Regions from separate parts of the Homo sapiens genome. Here region 1 is linked to region 2. Evidence: chromatin loops called from intact Hi-C (ENCODE). Cell type or tissue: GM12878. All regions are shown on one strand. Each heading gives the region's core, and the rest is flanking DNA. Links, peaks and the distances in the headings are about the cores only. Region 1 overlaps LOC107984326 (a long non-coding RNA gene). Region 2 holds the start of LOC107984326 (a long non-coding RNA gene).

Region 1 (12,994 bases), core at 1,996-9,995, 120 kb after region 2:
CAGTGCAGACTTCTCTCTTGAGCTTCAGCTGCTGGCCTCTAGTAGACGTACCAAGCTCAGTCTGTGCAAAATTACACTGCTATCTTCCCTTTCAAGCTTGCTTTTCTCAGCCTTCCTCATCTCAGTGGAAGGCAACTTTGTTTTTCCTGCTGTTCCATCAAAAGACATTGGAGTGATCTTGAACTCCACTCTTTTTCTCTCACCCATTATTTAATCTGTCAGAAAATCTAGTTATAATACCCTCAAAGTATACTAAGGATCGGGTTGTTTTTCAACATGCCTTCTACTACCTTCACTATGATCTTAGCCACCATCCTGTGTCACTGACTGATACAATGGAGTTTAACTGGTTTCCCTGTTTCCATTTTTTTTCGTGTGGTTGATTCTCATAGTCAGATTAACCTGTTTGACATAAGTCATATCATGCCATTTCTCCACACAAGACCTTAGAAGTGTTCTTTATTGTCCCCACAATGGCCTACAAGGCCCTACACGATATGGCCTCTTTTCCTTATTTAACTTATTTTCATCTTTTTCCTTTCACTCCACTTTAGCTACGTCAGCCTCCTTGCTGCTAGAAATGCACCTTAGGGTTTTGCGCTGGCTGTTCCTTCTGCATATAATGCCATCTCTGGATAACTGCATGGCTCACTTCTTTATCTCCTTCAGGTCTTAGCTTAAATGTCACCTCCTCAATAAGGCCCACTCTGACTACTATATTTTTATTTCCGTGTTGTTATTTTTTTCTATTTTTTATTTCAATAGTTTTTGGGGGAACAGGTGGTTTTTGGTTAAAGGGGTAAGTTCTTTAGTGGTGATTTCTGAGATTTTGGTGCACCCATCACCCGAGCAGTGTACACTGTTCCCAATGTGTAGTCTTTTATCCCTCACGCTCCTCCCACCCTCCCCAAGTCCCCAAAGTCCACTATATTATTCTTTTGCCTTTGCGTCCTCATAGCTTCGCTCCCACTTATAAGTGAGAATATACGATATTTGGTTTCCATTCCTGAATTACTTCATTTAGAATAATGGTCTCTAACTCCATCCAGGTTGTTGTAAATGAAATTATTTTATTCCTTTTTATGGCTGAGTAGTTTCTCATAGTATGTATATACCACATTTTCTTTATCCACTTGTTGGTTGATGGGCATTTAGGCTGTTCCATATTTTTGCAATTGCAAATTGCACTGCAAGTGTCTTTTTTCATATAAAGGCTTCTTTTCCTTTGGGTAGATACTTAGGAGTGGGATTGCTGTATCAAATGGTAGTTCTACTTTTAGTTCTGTAAGGAATCTCCATACTTTTTTTCATAGTGGTTGTACTAGTTTACATTCCCACTAGCAGTGTAAAAGTGTTCCCTTTTCACTACATCCATGCCAACATCTATTATTATTATTATTTAATTATGGCCATTCTTGCAGGAGTAAGGTGGTATCTCATTGTGGTTTTAATTTTAATATAAAATGATATATAATTTATTATTTATTCCTTCATTCCCCTTCCCTCCTTCCAAATGTAAGCTGCATGAGAGTAGGAATTTTTTTTTCCTTGCCGGTTTCATTCACAAGTATCCCAAGCTCTCCTAAAAGAGTACCTCGTGTATAGTGAATCATTAATAATTTTTTGTTGGATGAGTGATGGAAGTTAAGTTATTTGCCTAAGGTCAAAGGATGCAACCTCCCGTAGAGCTGACTTCAAAGACTGGGCTCTTTTCTGTATGTCAAATTACCTCTCGATGATCTATGTCTTTATAGTGTGTTTCGTGATCTCCTCACTCAATCTTTAAAAGTGATTTTGCTGTTAGGGAGTTTCACATCTGGTCCATATGGAACTCTTGGTTGCCTCTTCCCAAAGTTACTTAGAATTTTGGATGTCAGAAAGGAACTGACTAATTTTTTTTTCTCTTGTTGGAGTATCTACCCTGTGTAAGTAAACCAATAACACTCTAATCATGGCCCAAGCAGGCAGAACTGGAGAAGATGACCCCACTCTCATGAAGGTAGACCTGGACAAGACAATCCCAATCACTAGCTAAAGGAGAGGTCACTTCTATTTTAATTATTCTCAATTACGTTTTTATCCATGTTGACAAAGTTATTAGGTATAATTTGAGAAAATATCAAAATGGATGTGTGTTTCTGGGCACAGATGATTTCTTCTGTGAAGACTCTCCCATGTTAAGTGTGTCTGAGCTTTGTAGTATGATGACATTATGTGGGGTATATTCGTTTACAGTTTGTTTCCCCCACTAGACCAAAGCAAGTACTTGAAGGCCAGGACTACTTCTCATCTGCCGTTTAATTTAATTCTCACTTTATAACTCTGCAAGGTGTTTGCAAAATAACAGTCAATCCATGATATGTATGAGTGTTATGGAGATGGAAGAGGCAGCTCCCTTATGGGCTAGATAACAGGGAGAATTCAGACAGAAGTGGCACAGAGCTAATGGTCCAGAGTGTGAACTTTGGACTCAGGAGGGCCTAGTCCCAAGACTGCCTCAGATATTTACCAGCCTGATCTTCAGCCTCAGTTTATGCATCTGAATGCTGACTATATATATATATATATATATATATATATATATTTAAAGTGAGGACTAAATACAAAGTTTTACCATAAACCCTGAGTTATGTGCCTTATAAAATTAATTCATTATTCTTATATTTCTACAAGACAAATCTGATTGCCTCTCTCCCTTGCTAATAGCCCTCCTGTGGTGGGTTGGATTGTCCCCACCACCAAAAAAAGTTATCCAACTTCAAATGCCTGATACCTGTGAATGTGACATTATTTGAAAATAGGGTCCTTGCAGAGTAATTAAGGATCTTGAGATTAAATCATCCTGGATTTAGGGTGGTCTCTAAATCCAATGTCCAGTGTCCTTATAAGAAGACAGAGAAGGGAGATAAGGCTCAGAGACACAGATCACATGAAGGTGAACAGCAATTGGAATGATGCTGCCAGAGGTCAAGGAACACTGGGAGCCACCAGAAGCTGGAAAAAGCAAGGAAGGAATCTCCCCTGGAGACTTCAGAGGGAACATGGCCTTGCCAACTATTGGATTTTTGACTTCTGGCCTCCAGAACTGTGAGAGAATAAATTTCTATTGTTTTAAGCCATCAAGTTTGTGGTGATTTGTTATGGCAGACCTAGAAAACTAATACCTCTCCCCATAACCACCACAGAATCAATTCTAACTCCTTAACTCAGCATACAAAGCACTGTTTAGCTCATCTTATCCGTGCCTGTATCTCCAGCCTCTTCTTTTACCGCATTCATTTTTCTATTAACTCTTAATCTTTGTCTCCCCCTACACTGATCCTTCTGCTTGGAATGCCATTCCCACCCTTCATTGCATTGATAACTCTTGGTCCTTCTTAGAAACCCAACTCAAGTGTCATTTCCTCTAGATCCACCCTGTCTATATGGTAGCCACTAGTCACATGTGACTGTTGAGTACTTGAAATGTGGCTTGTACATGAAGGAGCTGATTTTAAAATTGCATTCACTTTTAGTTTAAATTTAAAAGCTGAAGCACTATTAATTTTTAAAAATCTTTTCATGTAGAAATGATACTATGTTAGATATTAATTTAAAAAATAATATTGAAATTAATTTCGTTTGTTTCTTTTTCTCTTTCTTAACAAGGCTAGTAGAATATTTATAATTCCATATGTGGCTGATACCTATAGGTTTGCATTGAGCTTATTGAGCCTATTCTCTGTTACTAAGCACCAGCACACATATACCTCATTATATGGAAATAGTACTTTATGTATCAGCCTCCTCCATTAGGAAAGTGTTTTTTTTTTTTTTTTTTTTTTTTTTGAGATGGAGTCTCACTCTGTTGCCCAGGCTGGAGTGCAGTGGTGCAATTTTGGCTCACGCTCACTGCACCCTCTGCCTCCTGGGTTCAAGCAATTCTCTGTGCCTCAGCCTTCCGAGTAGCTGGGATTACAGGCACCCACCACCACGTCTCGCTAATTTTTATATTTTTAGTAGAGACGGAGTTTCTCCATGTTGGCCAGGCTGGTCTCGAACTCCTGACCTCAGGTGATCTGCCGGCCTCGGCCTCCCAAAGTGCTGGGATTACAGGAGTGAGCCACCTCACCTGGCTAGGAAGTTTTAGATGGTGGGAATGTAACTCATTTTCTTTTTGTACCCCTGTGCCTAGCTCAGTACTTGGTATAGAGGAAGTGCTCAGTAAAGCTTGGCAGAAAATAGCTTTAGATGAGCTGCCCATTCTTGGAACCCCTGTAGCATGCCTTTAGTAAATCAGCCATCCCCTGAATCATAGTTGTTGGTTTGGTGGTCTGCCTGATGAGACTGGGCCACAGGAGTACAGAGGGCATGTCTTCTCTGCCTTTGCATCCTTGTTGTCTGGTGCGTAGAACTGCTGAATACCAATCTGGATGGTATGAGTTTCCATTGGGTGAGTATTGTGACAAAAATATCTTTCCTCTGACTTCAACCTACTCGCTACAGTTTAAGCAGTCTGTCTTTGAGGCTGGCCTCTGGCGATGAAGAGCAGCTCTTCAATCATGACCATCTCCCCACTGATTCCCTTGAGTTCCCTCTTTCCCTTCTCATCTTCTTGGTTGCTCCCTTGTGGATTCAGCAGCGGCACACAGTGCTCTGGGATGAGTCCTGCTAGTGCTGATGCACCCTATTGTCTGCCACTTGTGTAAAATCCCTATTTCCTGACTCATTTCCAGTCTCGGATTGATTAGGTGGCAAGAGTAGAGTCTGTGTGGCGATAAAGAAGCTTTTGTGGGTGAGTTGGTCCAAACCAGCCATCCAGCCTTTAGTTTCACATGCCTCCTGCTTGGATGTTATGACTTAAACATAAAGATTCTCTTGATCTATCAGCTCAACCAACACTTGAGAGTAAAGACTTTCATTCATTCAGTAAACATTTATGAATGAGGCAATGGGTTGTGAAAGCTGCTAGGCACTAGGGTTGAGATGGGAGGCACAGGGTGAATGAGTCATATTTGCTGACCTCAGTTCGTCTGAATTCTAGGGGAGGTGATAGGTCTGCAGTCAGTGCAATGGGTGCTGTGATAGAGGGAAACACAGAGGGTCAGAGAGGCCCACAGGCAGGGCAGCTCATCCATTCTCCACTAAGCATCAGAATCAGAGAGACCTGAGTTTGAAATCTGATTCTGTCCCTTACTAATGGTGTGATCTTTTAAAAAAAAATTTTGAACTTTAGTTTTCTTATCCGCAGTAACAGGAGATGTTATCTTTATCTGTAAGATTGTATTGAGGATTATGTGGAATGATTTGCACAGTATGTTTATAATCATGACCACTTCCAGTATTCAACAAATGGCTATTATTATTATTTCCTTATATTTGTCATGCCTGTGATGTCTGGCTTCTGAGACAATGGCCCTCTCTTTCCTTCTTGGCATATATTAACAACTATGGGTTTTGCAATCAAAAGAACAGTGTCCAAGACCCAATGATACCCAGGACACCAAACCCTTTTTGCAGCCACATTGGTTGACTTGCTTTTCCCAGTATGTTCGATAAAATCATACCAAGAACTGTATCTCACACATTCCTTTGCTTGGAATTCCCGTCCCTGTCTTCTCCATCTACTGTATTAAAATCTTATGTGGCCATGAGGCTGTCTCAGGAAGCCTGTCCCTCCCACCACTGTCCACAGCAGCTTGTCCCTTCCGGGAGTTTCTGCAGCAGTCCTGGTGCTTCAGGGGGTGCCCCCTTGTGGCAGCCTCCTTATCACAACTTCTCATTTTCCTCCAATCCTGTGAAGGAATTTTGCTTTATACATATTCTGTATTCTTACCACCATTTTCAATGAATAGATCATTAATAAACAGTTGTTCCTTAAGGGAGAATCTAACACACATTCTGCAATGTTTTACCCTGTGTCTGTTGGGAATAATTTTGGCTGCAAGTAAAAGAAAAAGTGACTTAACCCAAACGGTTAAAAAACTAAACCCCCCACCCCCTCAAAATGGTTAAAAAACCAAAGGGTTCTTGTTTAAACAAGAAGAAGCCTGGAGGGAGGCAGTGTTAGTGTTCATTTCTTAGCTCTGTGATGTTAAGGTGTTTCGTTGGGTTGGCATCTCTATAATTCTCCTGGCTTGTCATATTTCTCATGCTTACCAGATTTCTTCTGCAGCCCCAAAACCCTCTTCTTTATGCAATTATGTCCAGAGGATAAGGTAGGAAAATATAGAAAAGAGAGAGAGAGAAAGAGAAAGAGACAGAGGTCTTACTGAGGGTCATTTTCCTCTCTTTATCAGGGAGGGAAAAGCTATCTCAGAAATCTCCTTATGTCTATTGGCAGGCACTGAGCTCCATGGAACCCTTAACTGTAAGGAAGGTTGAAAATGCAAGTAAGTGCCTGCCTTTTAAAATTTCTACAGTAAGAGAAGGTCCAGGGTCAAGGGTGCTGGCAGTGGGTGTTAGGGGCTAAGCGAGAGTTCTTCCATGTGTCCTCAGTATAGAGTTGACATAAATTAGGATCATAGACATCATTACACATTGAGGGAGAGCTTATAGAAAGAAACACCAGGCAGTGGAAACTAGCAAGCTTCTGGGAGTAGAATATGGAGGCCAACTGCATCCGTTCAGAGGAAGGCTTAGACTTTTTTTTTTTTTTTTGAGACGGAGTCTCACTCTGTCGCCCAGGCTGGAGTGCAGTGGTGCGATCTCAGCTCACTGCAACCTCTGCCCTCCAGGTTCAAGCAATTCTCCTGCCTCAGCCTCCTGAGTAGCTGGGATTACAGGCGCCTGCCACCACGCCTGGCTAATTTTTGTAGTTTTAGTAGAGTCGCGGTTTCACCATCTTGGCCAGGCTGGTCTTGAACTCCTGACCTCGTGATCCACCTGTCTTGGCCTCCCAAAGTGCTGAGACTATAGGCATGAGCCACCGCATTTGGCCGACTTCGACATTTTAAGACTACGTGAGAATGGATGCCACTCGGATAACCCAAGTTAGGGAATGCACGGTTTGGGGAGAGGGAATGGTTCTGGGAGAATGATGAAGAGATAGGTTTGGTATGAGTTTTGGAGCTTGGATCAAAGCAAGATGTAGGAGCAAGAGTAGTTGCTGCTGGAGTAGAGGTGGGTTGGTGAAGCAGATTGGGGGATATTGGATGAAATGTTCCCTTGAGTATTACCTTTGGTTTGTTTTCATAAAAGCTAACCCAGAGACAAGGATTTGGGTGTAAATACTTTCTTTGGGAGATGTTTGGGAGCCTGTGGCAGAAGTGAAGAAAGGCAATAAGGAAGGGAAAAAGCTAATAAAGGATGAATTAATGAACATATCACCACCATGGGCAGTTGAAACTTTATCACACTGTGGATCCCTGAAAAATTATTGTAAAATATACTCCAGAATTGTCCTTCCAATGAGATGAAGAAATTGAAATATCTATGTACCATTTTCCATCTTTCATTGGTGGGGTCAATTCTGTCAGCATTACCTCCCTGAAACTTTTGACCTATATTACCATGTGGGGTTGAGCATGGCTCCACAACCAGAAGATGATATAGGGTGCCATTGGAAAGTATGCGAATTGTGTGCAATTGAAAGGGGCTGAGATGCCATTGGGAGGGCACCCACCATTTCTGATACTGGTAGCATCTCTTGGTGATCTAAAAGGGAATAAGAAAGGAGGTACAACAGCTCATCTACTGCAGGCACAGAGAAGATAGTTCAGCACCCACCATGAGGATGGAAGGCAGTATAACCAGCTACTATCTTTTCAGTGACACTCTGAATAAATGGTTCTCTATGCAGACACCTATAGGCACATCTTGAATAGCTATGTGTACTTGGAATGAAATAAGAGCTGCAAAATTCTCCTTGAAGTTTAAGTATCTATAAGTTTCCCTTAGGAACAATGCTAGATACTTTTACAGTCCCCTCTTAGTAAAATCAGTCAGCCTAGAGTCCTGCTCAAGACATGATTTCCAAGACCAGGGGTGGGTGAGAACACATAGTTGGGCCAGCCACCTGTGGTATGAGCTGGTGTGAAAAAACAAGAGGGGAGATCAGATAACTCTCCTGAGAATTTAAGTTTGAAACTTGGAAAATCTGTTAGTTTAAGTCAGTTTCTGCCATCATTGAAGCTGAAGTGGAAAAAGAGTCCTAATAATCCATATATATTTATCTTCCAATAAATAAACACCCTCCATTTTTAAGTTAACTTGAGAGGGTCTCTGATGCTTGTTAACTAAAAGAACCTAAAAGGAAACATGAATGTGGATTCATTTCCATTTAGATAGTTGATCATGGGGATATATTGATTTCTTTACCTTGAGATATTCCCTTTCTCTCTCTCTCACACACACACAGACACAGACACACACACACACACACACACACACACACAGACACACAGACACCCCCCCCCCCACCGGAGAGATAAAATGAATCAATTGAGTTGGGTTAAGAGTATTGTAAAGAAATTCTTTTTTTTCTATCTTTCATTTTGTACTTAAAGACATTCAAGATTCAAATATTTATTGGCTGTCTCCTTGAACATTTTGAACCTGCTCTATCTACCCACCTGCCCTCTGTTTTTAGCCTTCACAGGTCTTAAGACTTTGTCTTTTGTGCAAGTTCTTCTGGATTGATATTTCTTGGTTTTCTAGGACAGTCTTGATTTCAACTATTCTGTCCCGTTGTCTCCATATACTATCAATGTCCCAGAACTGCCAATATTTTGGCATTTAAACTATATCTCTCAGACAGCCTAATTTCCAGAAGTGGAAAAAAGTTCTTTGTTAGATTTTGTGTCCTGATATTTGGTCTGGAAGATAAGGTCATCATTGCCTTATTCTACTATTCTTTCAGGTCTTAAAATTTGTGAGTTGTCACTTGCTTCTCCTTGAGGAGGTATAACTTATGCAGCCTTCATCATTGAAGCCTTGCATTATATGAAATGAGACATGTATCAGACTTTATTATTTTCATGCTTCCTTGGAAAACCTATTACTGGGGATCAGCACATCCTGTGGAATATTCAGTGGAGGAGAAGATAAAATGTGGACATCAGTCCTCTGGAGCTGAGTGAGCTCCCTGCCCCACACCAGTGAGGATTGGATGGGAGGATGAAGCTGAGTTAAGAGTGCTATACCATTCTAAAGACATGCAAATCTAATTCTTCTTCTCTCAAAAACATTTTGTATTTGCTTTCTATGGCCCTTAGAGATAGAGCAATTATTCTTACTAACTGAATGGTCAGAAAAAAAGATGTATTTCAGTATGACTGCTATGCCCCTATGGTACTCATTGCCCTTGTTGAGCTATCTTGTCCTAATTGACTTTATCCATGACTAGACTCTGAGGTTCATGAGGGTGACGGATTGTGGTCTTCCTGCATGCTTAGCTTGGTCCTGATTTGTAGTGGGTGATAAATATAAATGTAAAATACATGCAGGAGTGTGTTCTCAGAGGCAGCACTCTCAGGAGTGCGCTGGATTAGTGTAATTGTTATTGAATTTTATGTCATAGATTCTTAAATTTTTTTCGTCTCTGCTATTTCTGAAGAGTTGCAGACATATGATGCTTGATTAATTTAAGCAAAATTAATGATCAGGACCATCTTGTTGTCATAATTATTCTCTTTTTAAATGTTTACGCTGATAATGAGGATGAAAGTTTATTTACTTATGGGTTGAAGTTGGCAGTTGAAAAAACAGGAAGTAAATTAGTTTATTAATTTATTAATTAGACTTCTATAGTCATTTTAAACAATTGCTCATTTGGCTCTTTTCTTATTAATTAGTTTCCTGATTGTTTGTTAAATAATAATGTATATGTAAGTTCAACATTTCTTTCATTTTACCCTTGTTTCTAAAATCCAGTCTTAAAAATGGGAATGGTAATAACTCAACTTTTGCTTAGATAGCTAATAGAATATTGAAATAATAAATGAGAAACTAATCATCCAAGGAGATTCAGCATAGTGAAGATGATGATAATAACTGCAAAAATGATAGCTATTTTATTGAGAGATAAATATGTCAAATATTATCATAAACTGTTTGCACGTAAAACTAATATAGCTCTTGCACAACTGATGTTACAGATGAGGAGAAGGCACAGAGTGATTAACTTGCCCAAGGTCCTACACAGAGGTAGTAGACTGAGGAGTAGAGATTGAGATGCTACAATTGTGAATCATAAGGAGAATCACTTGGGTTTCAGTTCTAAGAAAGGGAACCAGTGGTTTGGAGATGGAGAAATTTTATTTAAAAAGTTTCACTTCTTATAAGATGCAAGATCCTATAAGTTGTCTGAACTTCAAGATGGCAATCTACTTGGCTATGGATTTTTCAAGACTTGTCTTTGAAATTAGATTGATAGTGAGAGGCTTCGTGCCTAAAAGGGACAGGTACATTTGTTCACGAGGTTGAAACTCCTGATTAGTGCAACCTTAGTATTTATGTGAGTCACACCTCCAGCAGTGAGTCCACATTGTTATCTATCTTAGCTTTTCCAAATTATGCTTGTGAACATTACTTACAAGGTATACGAGTGGGTGTTAGGTTCAAAATAAGGTTCCTTTGATCAAAGAAATTTGGAAGATTGTATCTAACAAAATGAAATTAGTTTCATGACACAGTATTCAGGGTTCTAAACTACATTGTGAGTGTCCAACGGGGACATAAAGTAGGTAGCATTTCTCAAACTTATTGATGGCCTTTCTCAATTTTTTTTTTTCTAGAGAAGCTTATGACACTCAATGGCTCACAGAGCAAACACGTTTTTGGAAATGCTCTTATTTCTACATTGTGGAAATGAGCATTTGTACCTATTTATATAAAGAAATACCATCTAGACACGTGTTATGTATAAGGAGGAAGAGAACTCAAAGAGTGTGTAAGGTAGTGTGCTCCAGTGGAAAGAGATAGAAGCTTATAAATTTCACCGTTTTCTTCTAGTTCTCCTTAATTTGCTGTGCAGTGCTGGATAGAAACATGACCATTGTGTATCTCTGTTTCCCTATTTAAAAATTAATGATGAAACAGGATGATAATGATGGGGAGAATGGGGAACAGGGGCGGGAAGAAAAGAAGAAAAGGTACTTGATGATTAGAAAAGGAAACATAGTATCAAGTAGTTAGGCAAAAGCAATACATTCAGATCTGTTGCACAGCATGGTAACTATAGTTAATGACAATGTATTGTATGTATGCTAAGAGTAGATTTTAAAGGTTTTTACCACAAAATAACGATGAGAAGTAATGGACATTTTAATTAGCTTGATTTTGCCATTCCACAGTGTATGCATATATCAAAACATCATGTTGTACATTGTAAATTTATACAATTTTTGTCAATAAAGATAAAAAAATTGACAGAACAAAAGTAGCTAATTGTCATCATATGTCCAGTATGTTCATTCACTTGTCATTCATTCATTCCTTCAACAGCTATTTTTTTTCTGTTTACTGTGTGCTAAGAATAGGAGGATGAATAAAACACATTTTCTGCCCTTTTCGACCTCTTAATCTGAGGGTGAGGGGAAATAAACAATAAAGAAGGCAACAAATAAACAAAAATGACACAACTAGCTGTGAAATTGAAAAGAAATAAACTTGAGTGAAGTGATGGGGCATAATAGAATTAATTTCAGCTTCATAAGATATAAGGACATGTTCTCTAAAGACCCAGAGGGGAGCAGGCCTCCCAATGGCCTCTTTGACAGGGGAGGATGATTGATTTCTCCCACCCCCACATAAACCTTCATGGGGCTTCCCTTGATAGCTTTAAAATAATCTATCATTTCATTGGTGAGTCATAAATGTAAGTGAAAAACTATGTTTATATTTGTGATAACTTCCTGCCCAGATGTGCCTTGAAATGTTTCCAATTCTAGCAAATGTCCTGATGTTCCATTATGATTTTCGTGTAGGTGGAGCAGAGGAGAGACCCAGTGCTGGATGCCAAAAAATTTGTGTCTCAGCTCTGCCACAAGTGGACTGAGCCATCTGGGCAATTCACTTGAACTTTCTCAGCTTTATTATTTTCCCTTTTGAAAAACGAGGGCATAGCATGCATTGTCCCCAGTGTTTTCTAGCTCTTAAATATCCATTCCAGGTTCCTTAGGCCCTTGGTCTTGTTCCACTCTTGTCTTCATCATTTCAGTTCTGATGTTGATGCTGCATCCTACTCTCTTCAACTGTCACTTGTGATTTAGCTCATTCTAGCAAGTTTATGAGCTTAAAGGAACCAGCAGGTCTCAGACTTCTATATCACACAAATAGAAATGTTAAGAAGTCATCCCCCATGCTAGCCATTTGACGCTTGTGAAAGGCTAATTTAATACAGGAAAGTTTAGGTAACTTCAGATGGAGGTGCCCATTTACTCACTGCCATGGGTCAGTGAGCTCAAGTTAATATCTACACTAATTGAATACATGAATCAGAGAAAATGATAATTTGTCACGAGTATGTGTGTGCTTAAAAAATGGGAATAATGAAAAACTAACAGAAGACAAATTGAGCTGTAAGAATTTTGTAAATGGAAATTTCTGCCCGAAAAAAAAGAGTACAAAATATATCGAGGAGCCTTGGAGACTCCTAGCCGAGCTTCTCATTTTTTCCTGGCTGGGCCGTTTTTCTTTTTAGGTATCGTTCGGTATCATAAATAAAATTGTCTCTGCTGGAAAGGCTCTGAAGACCTAGGGAGAAAGGGGAAACTGCTGGCTATGCCTAATCAGAATAAACGGATGGGGCTTACTCCTAGGAATTCTTCATTTTTAGACACTGGCGTGTGTGTGTGTGTGTGCGCGCGTGCGTGCACGTGTGCATGTGTGTGTGTGTTTGTGTGTGGTGTATGCACTCAAGTGCATGTTGCATTACCTGGCTGTACACTCCTGGCATGGCACCTGAAGACTCCAGCTCAGTTTTCTGGCAGGTTATTGTCATTCTTTGTCATTAATAGGAAAAATGTAGTGGACCTGGAGATGTTCTGCCAAGATTCCTCCTTTGATGAAGGAC
Region 2 (12,994 bases), core at 1,804-9,803:
GAAAAGCAAGTAGGAGGGGCTCCCAGTGAAAAGTCTGGAGATGGGGAAAATCACGGTTGGGTTTGAAGGGATCATAATCCAGATGACTGGGGAGGCTCAGGAACAGAAGGAGCTCGATAGAGCTGAGGCCGGCAATACCTGGAGGGCCTTTTGAAAGAAAAATATCAACTTGGTACAGACTTGCACTCCATGGACAAATCCGTCTCTGATCTTTTCAAGAAATTTGAGAAACAGAAGGTGACTAAAGGCCGTGGAGAGCTTGAAGAATCACTGAGGCTGTGTGTTGAGGATTACAGAGCGAGAATCAGAAAGGCAGGCTGGAGATGCTGTTGGAAACCAGACTATGCCGCCCCCAGATACACTTCTTTGGCATATTTTGAGCCGGTTATTCAGAAAAACTGCAGACACAGAAATAGCACTGAAAAGCTATCATCTTATAGAGGAAATTTGCATCTATCCACATTGGTAAAGCAAACAGGGGATGCTGGCAGAGGTTTTCTCTGAGGTCCCCTATTCTAGGTCTAGGAAAGATGATCTCACAGGCAAAGGAGACTGAAGGTCAGTCACTTTTGAAGGTCTGGCAGAGGAACTTAATCACAAGCTCCCATCTCTTCTTTCTGAGGGCTGCTCCCTGAGATAATTCAGCATAATAAGACAGGTTGTGCTTATCCATGGCTTCCTCCCCTTATCCCCCCAGAATCTGTCACCACCTTCCCCCAGGAGCCCTAGCCTCTAGTTTTTTGTACAGTTATAAAAATTTCAGTCGTCAGTCCTTCTTCGGGTCTTCTATTTCATGTGGCTTCCATGTGCATGCACACATAATAAATTTGCATACCTTTTCTCCTGTTAATCTACTATCATTTTGTTTTATAGCCTCGAATGATCCAACCTTCAAGGAGAAAGAGAATTATCTTTGTCTCTATGCTATTAAGTACTGAAGGTTTGTACAAGAGAGAAATACGATTTAGCATGTGAGTTAATCGTGCAGGTCTAGAGGGAAGGCCCACATGGAGGCCATGGCTTTTCAGGCCAGTCTGATGGAGCAGATGTAGATCCATTCACTGAGGAAGGCCGTGGAGCAGGAGACTAAAGAAAACAATGAGAATCTGTGATCTGATTTCAGAGGCGGAAAAACGTGTCAGTGACAGGTGACTTTCTCTCTTTCCTCCTGTCTGTCCATCTGTCTGCCTGACCCTGTCCACAAGCAGTTCTCCTGGACTCTCTTCTTGTGTTTTCCTTTTGGCAGAAATCTGAGTGATTCTCAAATGAGATACCTACAGAAAACTAAGTATAGGAAATTTTGACTTCTGGATGTTACACTTCGTGCTCTATTTGGCTTATTAAATGTTGATGCTAATCTTTTTTTAAAAGCAAAGAAAAACACACAATCCAGAATAACATTGGAAACATTTAGTTCTGCATCCTCTAAGTCTCTATGTAAGTGGACTCTTTCTTTTTTTAAATTATTTTTTAATTTTTTTATTTTACTTTAAGTTCTGGGATACATGTGTAGAACATGCAGGTTTGTTACATGTGTATACATGTGCCATGGTGGTTTGCTGCACCCATCAACCCACCTAGGTTTTAAGCATCGCATGCATTAGGTATTTGTCCTAATGCTCTCCCTCCCCTTGCCCCCCACCCCCCGACAGGCCCCGGTGTGTGATGTTCCCCTCCGTGTGTCCATGTGTTCTCATTGTTCAACTCCCACTTATGAGTGAGAACATGCGGTGTTTGGTTTTCTGCTCCTGTTTTAGTTTGCTGAGAATGATGGCTTCCAGCTTCATCCATGCCCCTGCAAAGGACATGAACTCATTCTTTTTTATGGCTACAAAGACTTGGAACCAACCCAATGCCCATCAGTGATAGACTGGATAAAGAAAATGTGGCACACATACAAAATGGACTTTCTTTTCTTTTCTTTTTTTTTTTTTTTGAGATGGAGTCTCGCTCTTTCACCCAGTCCGGACTGCAGTGGTGCTATCTGGGTTCACTGCAAGCTGCACCTCCTGGGTTCATGCCATTCTCCTGCCTCAGCCTCCCGAGTAGCTGGGACTACAGGCACCTGCCACCGCGCCCAGCTAATTTTTTTGTATTTTTAGTAGAGACGAGGTTTCACCGTGTTAGCCAGGATGGTCTCGATCTCCTGACCTCGTGATCTGCCCACTTCGGCCTCAAAATAGACTTTCTTAAATTACATCTACCACTCTCTTAAAGGGTCTTAATGAAACCAGTGCAGACATGTTTGATTTGATATAAGATTTTTTGGTAGCATGTACTTCACATATAGAAGCCTGCACAGAACAAGACATTTTGCATAATAATATTTAATTAGTGGATGTTTGCTTCGAAAAGCCTTATGTGACCCGTGAAGCAATCAAAATAATTATGGGCACAAATTGCATATGCAAAATTGAGACCCTGTAGGTGTCCTCATCCACTCTGCTTATACCTCAGGGAATTGTTGGATCCTGGAAAAAGGGCTGTCTGCAGCCATGGGCGTGCAGTGGTGGCTTGCTTTCTCTTTGCTTCAGTGCTTTCCCTTTAAGCAGCAGGGAGATTAAAAAATAAAAATAAAGAACTTCACAATAGCAGAGGAGGAAGAGGAATGAGAAGTCTGCAGAGTGCCTTTTGAACTACCAGCTCTAGCATTTATTGCCTTCGCCGCTCATTTGTGCAAGTCTGATCTTGCCCTTTATTATCCAAGAGTAGAGTCCTTCTTCCTGTTAGATTGAGGTTCCTCGAAGCCACAAACCATGTCGTATCCTCTGTGCTGCCTGTAGTACTCTAATGGTGAAGATGTAGTGGATACTCAGTAAGGATCTGGAGAATTGAACTGACGAGCCGTGATAGAGTACAATAGGATGGTATTTTTGAGATTTCTTTTTCTTTTGCACTTACCTACACATAATCTCTGTAGTTTACTGGAGCATCCTCCTACCTCTTAGAATGGTTACAAGAGGGATACAAAAAGTTAGTATTCCAATTTTGATATTTAAAGTAGTATTTTTTGGTTCTGCAGTAAAACAAAATTTTAGATGCTTTAAACTCCTTTTACTCCTTCCCCTGGCTTTTTGTTTGTTTGTTTTTACCAGATCAAGAAGTAGGCCGCAGGTGATTAAAGCGTTAAGATTTTCCAAGTGTAGAGGCTACTCCCCTTGCCTGACAGCAGGCAGGGCACAGGATTTAATGCCCCAAAGGAGAACAATTGTCAGAAGAAGCAAAAACTCAAGTCTACCTATTCTTACATGGCATTGTCAAAAGAGGGGGCGCAGGGAATGAGGAAGGGGTGAACACACAGGTTTTGATTTTTTTTTTCCTGGGCCTGAACCCAGAAGATGGGAAGTGCATGCATGTGTGTGTGTGTACCACCAGCGTGCTTGTTATTCTAGGAGTGGATTTGTTTCACAGGTTGCCCCTGTAGCATTCTGTGGGCAGCTTCATTAAAGGACGCTTGTCAGCATAGCCTGGTTAGGCTGAGGAGAACCTGGGTTTGGCTTTCCTGAATCTCTCTTAACTTTCAAATGACTGAATGTTCCTCATGCCCTAGGGCTAGCTGCTGAATTCTGTAGACCCTGACTGGGGAATATGGCAGGAAGGGGTTGCTTTCATGGACAAAGGAGCCACATTGCTGAGGACAGCAGGGCAGGGCTTCCTGGCCAGGCCTTGGGTGTGTCCACCCTGCAAGCAAGAGCTGAGTCTGGCATCCTGAGGTATAACAGCCATAGACTTTACAGAGAGGCCCCAGCAGAATGCCCAGGGCACAAGGTCATGCCTCAGTAGTCTCCAGGGGCCAGCCCAGCCTAGGCCCTCTGCAGCAGATACCAACCTACCTCTCTAGGACTCCAGCCGGCTCCCTCCCTTCTGCCTCCTCAAGGTTGCATGAGCCACATCCTTTCTCCCATATCCAAGATGCATCGTAGGAGGAGCAAGGGAAGGGAGCTCAGTCTCTAAAACCCTGAGCATTTACCCAGGTCATTCAAGCAGAGATGTGATGATGCCCAGGAAGTCTAAATTACTAGGTCAGACAAATATCTATTTCTGTTGCCATCAACTGGGTGAAAGCCTGTGAAGAAGACCAGATCAATTACAGAAGAATAAAAAGGCTATTTATTTTTGTACTTCGGAGTGCAGTATAAGTGAATATTGATCCTGCTACAGTGTGTGGGTTTTTTCATGTTTCTTAAAATTCTTTTAGAAATGAACATTTCCTAGCCTTCTCTGTAAACTCCAAAGTTAGACTCCAGTTTATAAAGGCATCAGCAGGAAGCAGTGCCTCCCAAGGTGGAGGAAATATGGAAAAAAAGATCTTTCCTGGCCGATTCAGAAGAGCTGAGAGTGAGCATGAGAGAATTAGCATGAGTTTGACCAGAGCTGCTAGCAAGCAGATTCAAGCAAACAGATATACATATTCTTTTAAATCTCCTACTGTGCCTTCAAATGGTCATCCCAAATGTTTCATTTTACATTAAGTGCCAGCTTGCCTCTAGGGATGAGGATAAAAGACATTTTGAATTTAACTTCTTAATTAGGAAACACCAAAGCTGTCATTCATACTAGGAGAAAGAAGGAGACTTCATCTCCCACTGCAGATAATGAGACTTTCCAGATATTAATTGTATGTGTGTTTAGCTTTGAAATGTAGTATTTAAAGTTTCGAGAATTAGAAATAGCATAGATATAGAGGACCTGGCCAGGCCCTGTCATGCAGTAGGGTCATTAATAAATGGGGATAACCCTTAAAAAATAGAGTAATCAGATTTTTTGGGGGGGGGATAATAAATTCACTCTTCAGTCTTTAAGTACCACACACCAGCTCTAAGGTGAAGTTGTGAAGAAGTTACTAAGTGACTTATCAGAAGCATCCTGGTTGAAATGAGAGGGAAAGTTGCTACCATTTATTCTGTGCCAGGAACTTGAACATCTTTTCATGCAATACCACATTTAATCCTCTTGCTATTCTCATAAAGTAGAGAAATATGTATTGATTCTGGTTATAAGAAAACTGAGGCTCCAAGAGTTAAACTGACCTGTCCACATTACCAGCTGATGAGTGTGAGGGTTGGAATACAAACCTAGATCTGAGACCCATGCTCTTTGTGTAATACCACCCTGCTGCCTCATGGGAAAGGTGAGAAGATCTCACAAAGGGATTCCACAATTGTACTTTGTACTTCTCCTCCTTGGTAAAAACTGATATCCATGATAGATTTTTAAAAATGAAATATGTCCTCCCTCTTAGATGGCCAGCAACATGTTTGCTGGGGCCAGGTCTGTTTTATTACTTATCCAAAACACATGGCCCAATGCTTGGTACATTGTACGTGGTCAAGTTTTTCACTGACTGATTATAAGTGAGCATATGCTATTGGAATCTAGAAAGTAAACTAATGCAAATTTGGGGGAGATTGTTTTTTGCAGATACATAAGTTTACTGATATGTCTTTGATTCATTTCGAAAATTCTTTCCCTAAAGGTATCGATGGATTGTCAGACTCCTTGATATTTACACTAATCATAACTCCTACATGATTAATAAACAAGTAAAAAATGTTGAAGATCAGGCAGGTGAACTGCTGGAGTGATCACTGTTAGAGTTTCTGAGTTTCTGTTCTTTTCCAGGATAAGATTTGGTTCCTAATGGTTGGGCGTGGGCTCTGAAACTTGGAGAATCAGAAAGGGAATAGAACCTGTGATTTAGATTGCTGAGCCACACTTAAATGGCTGTCAGCTGAGATTCAGGAATGGCAGAGGCTGATTCAGCTGGAGTCATACAGCAGCTACTATTAATAACAAGACGAGCAGAGTGGGGAGAGAACTCAATGAATCGAACAAGAGGGGACAATGGGAGCTCAGGAGGGTAAACCCGATTACCCAGTTACTACTGTGTCTTGTGTCCATCTGGAAATAGGCCTTGTCTCTTCCCTACCAGCTGAATTCTCAGCTGAAAATGCAAAGGTCAAACACTTAGAGAAGCCTGTTTTAATGGGGGTGGATATTATTTCTGCCTCAGCCATTTTCAGCTGGAAACCACAAGATGGCAATGTTGCATCATTCCTTGCAAGACCTTTACCCATGGCTGTCCTGACTCCAGGTGAATTCAATCGCTAAGCAATAAATTGGGAGATGCAGGATCTTGTTGGTTTAACCAGCTAACATTATACTTGTATTTGGTACTACTGATTGTGTTTTCCTTGATAAAATGTAGCATACTCCAGGAAAAGTAATACATTTTCACCCCTTGTTAGAACACTCATGTAATTCAAGCAAATAACACAAACACAGTCTGAATTTCAGTCTTCTAGACCCGGTTTTCCCCAACATCAGACTAATTAGTTTTATTCCATCTAGCCAACACCTGCTTGAGAAGAACATTTAGTGTCATAAAACAAACCACCCACCAAGAAATAAGGAAACTGAGAAAAGCCCACACACCAACGTCATGTTGCCAAGCTCAGCTCTAAAACAAAGCCTTACAACACACCCTGGTGGATTCTCTTGGAGGAAACTCCATTTTCTAATGTAAGTTTCTGCATGAAAAAACTCTGTTCAGAGTCGTGAAATGCTCTTATGCAAATGATATTGTTGGAATCTTTTTCGTTTCTTTAGAAGTCAATTTCTGAGGACATGTTCAGGTTTAATTCTTTCAGCAGACCCTTGAGTCCTCTGTTTTTTAATTGTGTTTGAGAAAGAGACTAAAATGAAATTTTGGTGGTGTGATCAAACACCAAGGGATTTGGTGCCTTCCCGAGTATTACGGGCATAGATCAAATACTGAGTACCTTTCGATGGTTATTAAGGTGAGGTTACAAGTGTTATAATTGTTTGCCCTAGAAAAGGTTCAGGTGTGAATGAGTTGCTTTCATGGAGGAGATTAAGGGAAAGGATGCTGCTAGATCAGTGGTTCTCAAATTTTAGCAGGCATCAGGATCACTTGGATGACATATCAAACTACAGATTACTGGACTTCACCTCTAGAGTTTCTGATTCTATAGGTCTAGGGTAGGGCCCGGGGATTTGTGTTTCTGACAAGTTCACAGGTAATGGGGATGCAGCTGGTCTAGAAGTCATGCTTTTAGAACCCTGATGCTGGACCTGTTTTCTCTAAAGGACAGGTAACTGGGTGATTTTCATTTAGGTGCTTTGCAGAGAATGTTGAGAAATACTGACTCAATAGAATGAATGCTTGCTTTAGGATCTAGAGATGTGAATTCAAATATAGGCCCTATAACTTAGTTGCTAGATATGTGAGGCCAATGACTTAACTTCCCATAATCTCCATCTGTTGTCTAGAAAATAGGATTGTACTCAGATATCAGGATTTGAGTCCTGGCTTTGCTAATTACTATATGACTTTGTTCAAATTACTTAGCCACTCTGAGTCTGATTCCTTATGGGTAAGAATAGTACTTCTGAGTTGTTTTAGAAGTGAAATATTTGATATAAGGGCACCACACAAAGGATTTGTTGCTTCTTTCCTTTTCTTTGCTAGATTGATATATGCATGCATCTGAAATCACTTCATAAAATACAGAACACCATAGAAATGTTGGTTAATGTTTCACAGAGAAATTGCTTTACGAAAAAACCTTCCTAGATCCTTTAGATTGTCTGTTTTCCTTAACCAGCTTAGCCTGTTTGCATAAATTGGCTATTTTTAGCCAATTGTGAGTTTCTTCTTATAATTGTTTGAAATCACTGGACAAACCTGAAGTTTGCCTAATATATTCCAGGCTGCAGGAGGAAGCACTGATAACGCCTGGAATTTTTTCCAGATTGGGTTGGTCAATTTTGCTTTCCCACTTTTAAAGACAAAAATAAAGAGCCAAGAGTTGAATGGCAAAATGCAGTTTGGCTTAGAGAATGGGGGTCAGCTGTGTGATGAGATCCTTCTGGATCCCTTTTCATGTCCCAGGGGAAGCTGGTACCCAAGCAGAATTGACCAGCTGGCTTTCACATTATGGGAAGTGTCTACTTGATGTCAGTATGATTTGTTATATAGTGAAAAAGTGATTGGTCATATAACTTGGTTTGGAGATGTTAAAGGCCTAATTCTCTTTCTGCCATTGAAAGGTATTTGATATTTCACCTAAACCCATTGTTCTTGGGAAGGCATTAAACCCGAGTTGTGCAACCTTGGGTTAGTCATTTCGCTTTACTGAGCCTCAGTTTCCCTATTACAACATGAGGGATTTGCATAAGATCAGACTTCTTATATAGCAGTCTGTAGATGGGATCCATGGACCGTTCAAAATGCCAAATCTTTTGATTGTGCAGTTTTATGTCGAGTGGATCTATAGCTTTCATCAGATTCTGAAAGGGGTCTGTTGCACTAAAAATATTTAACCTCAGGTGTTATTAAAGATCGTAGTCAAGTCTAAGCTTGCATCTCTGCCAGTGATGCTAAATAATTTCAACTGAGTTTTCACTGACCAGGTAAAATAGATCCTGTAGCTCATTTGGTATCTTATAGATACTGCTTTTTAAGTAATACCATTAAAGGAAATCAAATTTTAAACAGTGGTGAAAAGTTTGGGGAAAGATCAATGTCCAAGGAAAGGATAAAGCCATAGAACAGCTTACACGTATCACACAGCAGCAGTTTTGTGAATGTACCACTGTTCATGTGGTACAGATATTGGGCCTTATCAGCATACTCACAATTGATCAGGTTTAAGGTGATGGATACTCACTAAAGCAGTCCACATGAGACTGATGAATAAACTGGAATGCCAATGTGATTATTTACAGTGAGGGATGACTTCTCTCTGTGCCTGGATGGCTCCTTTTGCAGGACTTGAGCTACATTATTAATCAGTAGATTGTTAAGGATTTAGAGCAAAAGGATGCAAATAGTTTTGAAAAATGTTCCTTTTGGGTCAGGGTGAGGTCCCCAAATCACTGATTATGTTTCAGTAAAGAATCCAGTAGGCTTTCTGTTTCCTCCTGTTCAGTGTTGACTTATCTGTCAGTGGGGCTCCTTGTTTCCAAGTTCTTTGGGGATATGATTCACTTGGTCCCCAGACACCACCTAAAAAAGCCATGTTTTTTTTTTTTTTTTTTTCAGAGAAAATATTCTTAACCATTATTTTGTGCAAGCCAAGTTAAGTTGATGAGATACAAGACATAGTTTTCTAGTCACAACACCCATTAGATTGTTAATCCATGTTGAAAGCAACTTGAGTGGCTAACTTCATATAACACAATGATCATACCGTCATTATTCTTAACTTTCTTTTAACAATATTGGTGAAACTGAGGCTTTTGTTCAAATATATTTTTATCAGTTGTTCTCACTCTAAAAGCCAACTCTCTTTTCTAGTTCCTGGGGTCTCTTCTATTTTCCATGAAAGGAGATTGATTTCTTGTTCCTCTACTAACTTATCAGACAAACAAATCTCTTACCAGTTTGGGGATGATAATGTTTACCCTGTGTATCTCATGTAGGCTTAATGATATCATCAGGATGTTCCTGCAGAATCTTGCTCACCTGAGCAGGCATTTTCTAAATTAAATCAGTAGTGTTATAGAGTTCTAAACGTTCAGAGAAAGAGAGAGAGAGAGAGAAAGAAACAGAGAACATACAATGTAGGTGTGCCTCTTGGCAAGCAAGCCTGATTTATAATTGCATGCATTTATACAAAAGAGTCAAGACATTTTTACTATTCAAGAGGATCTCCTCACCAATTCTCACTTGGCAAACCTATGTTATGATTTGATTTATAAAAATTATTTACCCCTAACTTGTCAGAAATATGCACACTGTATAAAGTGAAACGCTGAGTTGGAATTCATGCTGCTTCATTCTTGGGATGCTAGTGATGCAGAGGAAGAAAATTTCAGTAACTCAATCCTGCAAAATAGGATGCTAGATAAAGACTCCTTGACCTCTTAGATCCATGCAATTTTCCGCAATTTTATCAAAGTCAAGCAGGAAGTACAGATATAAAACAGGTGAGGTTTCCTTTCTCAGACCCTCATTCCTCTTTTGCCCCTTTTATTTCTACCCTTGACAGTGCACGTGCCTCAACCACTCAGGTTATTGCCTCCAGTAGTCTTTCAATTCCCTGTAAACATCAGGGCCCTGGAAAAATGGCTAAATTTGCCAAATGTAAGGCATACGCGTTAACCATGGTTTAATATATGATCCATCCTATATGTTATTTGCATTTTAACAGAAAAAAAGATCAAAGGAGTACATTTCTGGTTCTAGAATTTCAGACCATGGTAAAATGGTAGGTCAAATTTTGAGGGAGAGGTATTGGGGGTGGATGGAAGGATATGCTATTTCTGTCCTATTAAATCAGATGTTATCTCACATTAAGGGGCCTGAAATCTCTGCATTTGATTCTAACTATGCAATTGATATAAATAACAAAATGGTTACTGCCACTACTTCGAGATTAAAGCATGCATTAACCTGTGGGGTTATTTTATAGTAATTAAGTGACAAAATCTCTCTGACTTTGGTGTGTATATTGAAGGCTTTTGTAGTTGATTAGCAGAGGAGTGATGCTGAGGAGCTTAATCAACCACTCAAGTTGTTAGTTTCAACTTTATTCCATCACCATGTTTGCTTTGCTGTATTAGAGGAAGGCAGGAAGGAAAACTTCATCCATTGACATGTTGCACATGTGCTCTCAGTCTCGCTGAAGGTTGAAGAAGATTGCTCTTACATTTCTCAGTCCCAAGCTACGCCAAGCTATGCTGCACGCTGACCTTATGGTAAGGCCAAGGATCAGCTGGGGAGTGAGTGATACTGATGAGGAGGTCAAGGTCAGGATTTCCATTTGGGTACAGCCAGTTGGTTTTGTCCCTGCACAGAGTCTGTTTAATGCCTTCAGCCATGCTGGAATCATTGATCCCAGGGTAAAAAGGATGATGGAATGGCAATGTATCCATGTAAACCCTCCCAATGTTGGAAAACATATACAAAGGTATAATCTATTGATGGGATAGTAGTGGTATCACCTTTGTATATAAAGAATAGCACCTTCTCCCTCCCTCCCTCCCTCCCTCACTCATCAGATATTTATTATAGCTCATACTCTATTCTGGATACCGGGTTTCATGCTGAAGAAATGCTAAGATTCATAAGAAATGTTCCCTGACCTCAAGGATATTACAGTAAAGTGAGAAATAGACTGGCAAATATTTAGAGTACTTTGTCATGTATATTGTGTTAAGTGAATAGAGAAGGTGTAATTGATCATTTCAGAAGGGAATCATAGAAGGTTTCTGAAGGAATTGTCTTTTGAGTTGGGTCTTGAAAAATGGGTAGAAGTTAACCAGGTTAACTGGTTAAGGGGTGGATGATGGAGATGTTTCACTTACAAGAAATGACTCACTGCACAGAAACCCTGGACCAGTATACCAATGGCCTGTGGTTTTCCGTGGCTAGAGTGCAGGCTGATGGGTAAGTGGAGTGGTAGGAGATGAGACTGTAAAGGAGGTAGAGGCCAAAGGGGGCTCCTGGGACATGTGAGAATTTAAAAAATATACCTGTTGGGCAATAGGGATCCTTCGAATATTTTTTCTGGAAGAGAGTGTGGTTTGTGATCTAATTAAATTTTTAGAGCCGGCCGTGGTGGCTCACGCCTGTAATCCCAGCACTTTGAGAGGCTGAGGCGGGTAGATCACAGGGTCAGGAATTGGAGACCAGCCTGGCCAACATGGTGAAACCCCGTCTCTACTAAAAATACAAAAATTAGCTGGGCGTGGTAGCGGGCGCCTGTAATCCCAGCTACTCCGGAGGCTAAGGCAAGATAATCACTTAAGCCTGGGAGGTGGAGGTTGCAGTGAGCCAACATCACGCCACTGTGCTCCAGCCTGGGTGACAGAGCAAGACTCTGTCTTGGAAAAAAAAAATTTTTATTTTAGAAAGAGTTGGGTGAGTGGATTGGAGAAAGAATTTGTCATGTGACCAAAAAGGGAGGCTGATGTCAATGTCCAGGTGAGAGTAAGGGGACCCAAACTGAGATAATTGTAGTGAGTCTAGAAGGTAAAGGACAGCTTTAGGAGATACTTAGTATAATTGGCATGACCAATTGTATAGATGGCTGTAGACAGGGATGGGTGGGAGTTATGGCACAAAAAGTAGAAAAAACTTGTAAGACAGTGAACAGAAGATATTGAGGGTATTTTTCTCAGAGAGAAATGCATGTAAATAAAGGACTTGTATTAAGTGTTCTAGATTGTTTTCTCACCTCTGAACTCCTATGATATTTTGATAATTTGATTTGGAACCATGCCACTTACCATTGAACTATAATTTCTATTCTCCTGGATAGTGGGAATACAAAGATGAATAGACAGAATCCTTCATCTCCAGAAGCTCATAATCTATTGGGGGGGGGGATGGCAATGATAAGTAAATAAATAAGTGCAAATGAGTATGATGGGTTTTCACCCAGGTATGTGTGAAGGACAGGGATGGCAGTATGCATTTAGGACATTGCATTAAGGGTCTGGTGTAGAAGAGTGACATGATTAGATTTTGAGTTTTAGAAAGATTATGGAAGTGTCAAAGGTGGATTAAAGTGAGGCCAATCAAGAGCTGGAAGACCAATGAGGAGGCAGATGCTCAGTTGAAAAAGCAGCTACAAGCAACTTTGAGCTACAAGGCTGGCCCTGTGGCACTGTGGAAAGGAACTGTGCCTTCTGAGTTCTGGAGCTCTCGATAAGTTCTAGCATTGCCTCAGGGATCAATCTCATTATTTAACCTTGGTTTTGCCTTTGGTCATTTAGGGATCCTGAGGAGTTCTGTCTTCTTTTTTACTCCTACTGGTGATGACAGTGTGCATTGGTGATAAGGACTGGACATTGACCTTGTGATGAGAAAACAGAATGGGGAATGAAGGTAAGGGAAGGGTAAAAGACAAGATCTAGAGAGTGCTGTTACCATAGGAGTGAGATCTGGGTGTGTGCTGCTGGTAGGGGAAATTTGCATGAGGCTCCCAAATGCTTGAATGGTAGGAGAATGCAATAAAAGGAG

The links. Peaks named below come from ENCODE experiments on the same cell type or tissue, not always from the same donor. Only the 100,000 strongest peaks of a DNase experiment are listed, where the experiment ranks them.
Region 1: it touches region 2 in a loop (5-fold over the local background); 4 of 110 quality-filtered maps call a loop at or near these places.

Annotation. Positions count from the first base shown.
Region 1 is chr11:36,812,866-36,825,859 of GRCh38, forward strand. All of the region lies in intron 3 of LOC107984326 (a long non-coding RNA gene), which reads left to right. Among named protein-coding and RNA genes, the nearest start is that of RAG2, 220 kb to the left of the region's middle. In GM12878, for the core only: a CTCF peak has its summit at 5,743 (motif pointing left); no DNase peak of the experiment used is centred there.
Region 2 is chr11:36,696,767-36,709,760 of GRCh38, forward strand. It overlaps LOC107984326 (a long non-coding RNA gene), which reads left to right and starts at 6,159. Exons shown (of 4, transcript XR_001748187.1): 1 at 6,159-6,522; 2 at 12,748-12,859. LOC105376631 (a long non-coding RNA gene) reads right to left here. Exons shown (of 3, transcript XR_931199.3): 3 at 12,283-12,342. It also overlaps the pseudogene LOC100422241. In GM12878, for the core only: a CTCF peak has its summit at 6,042 (motif pointing right); a DNase peak (open chromatin) is centred at 6,155.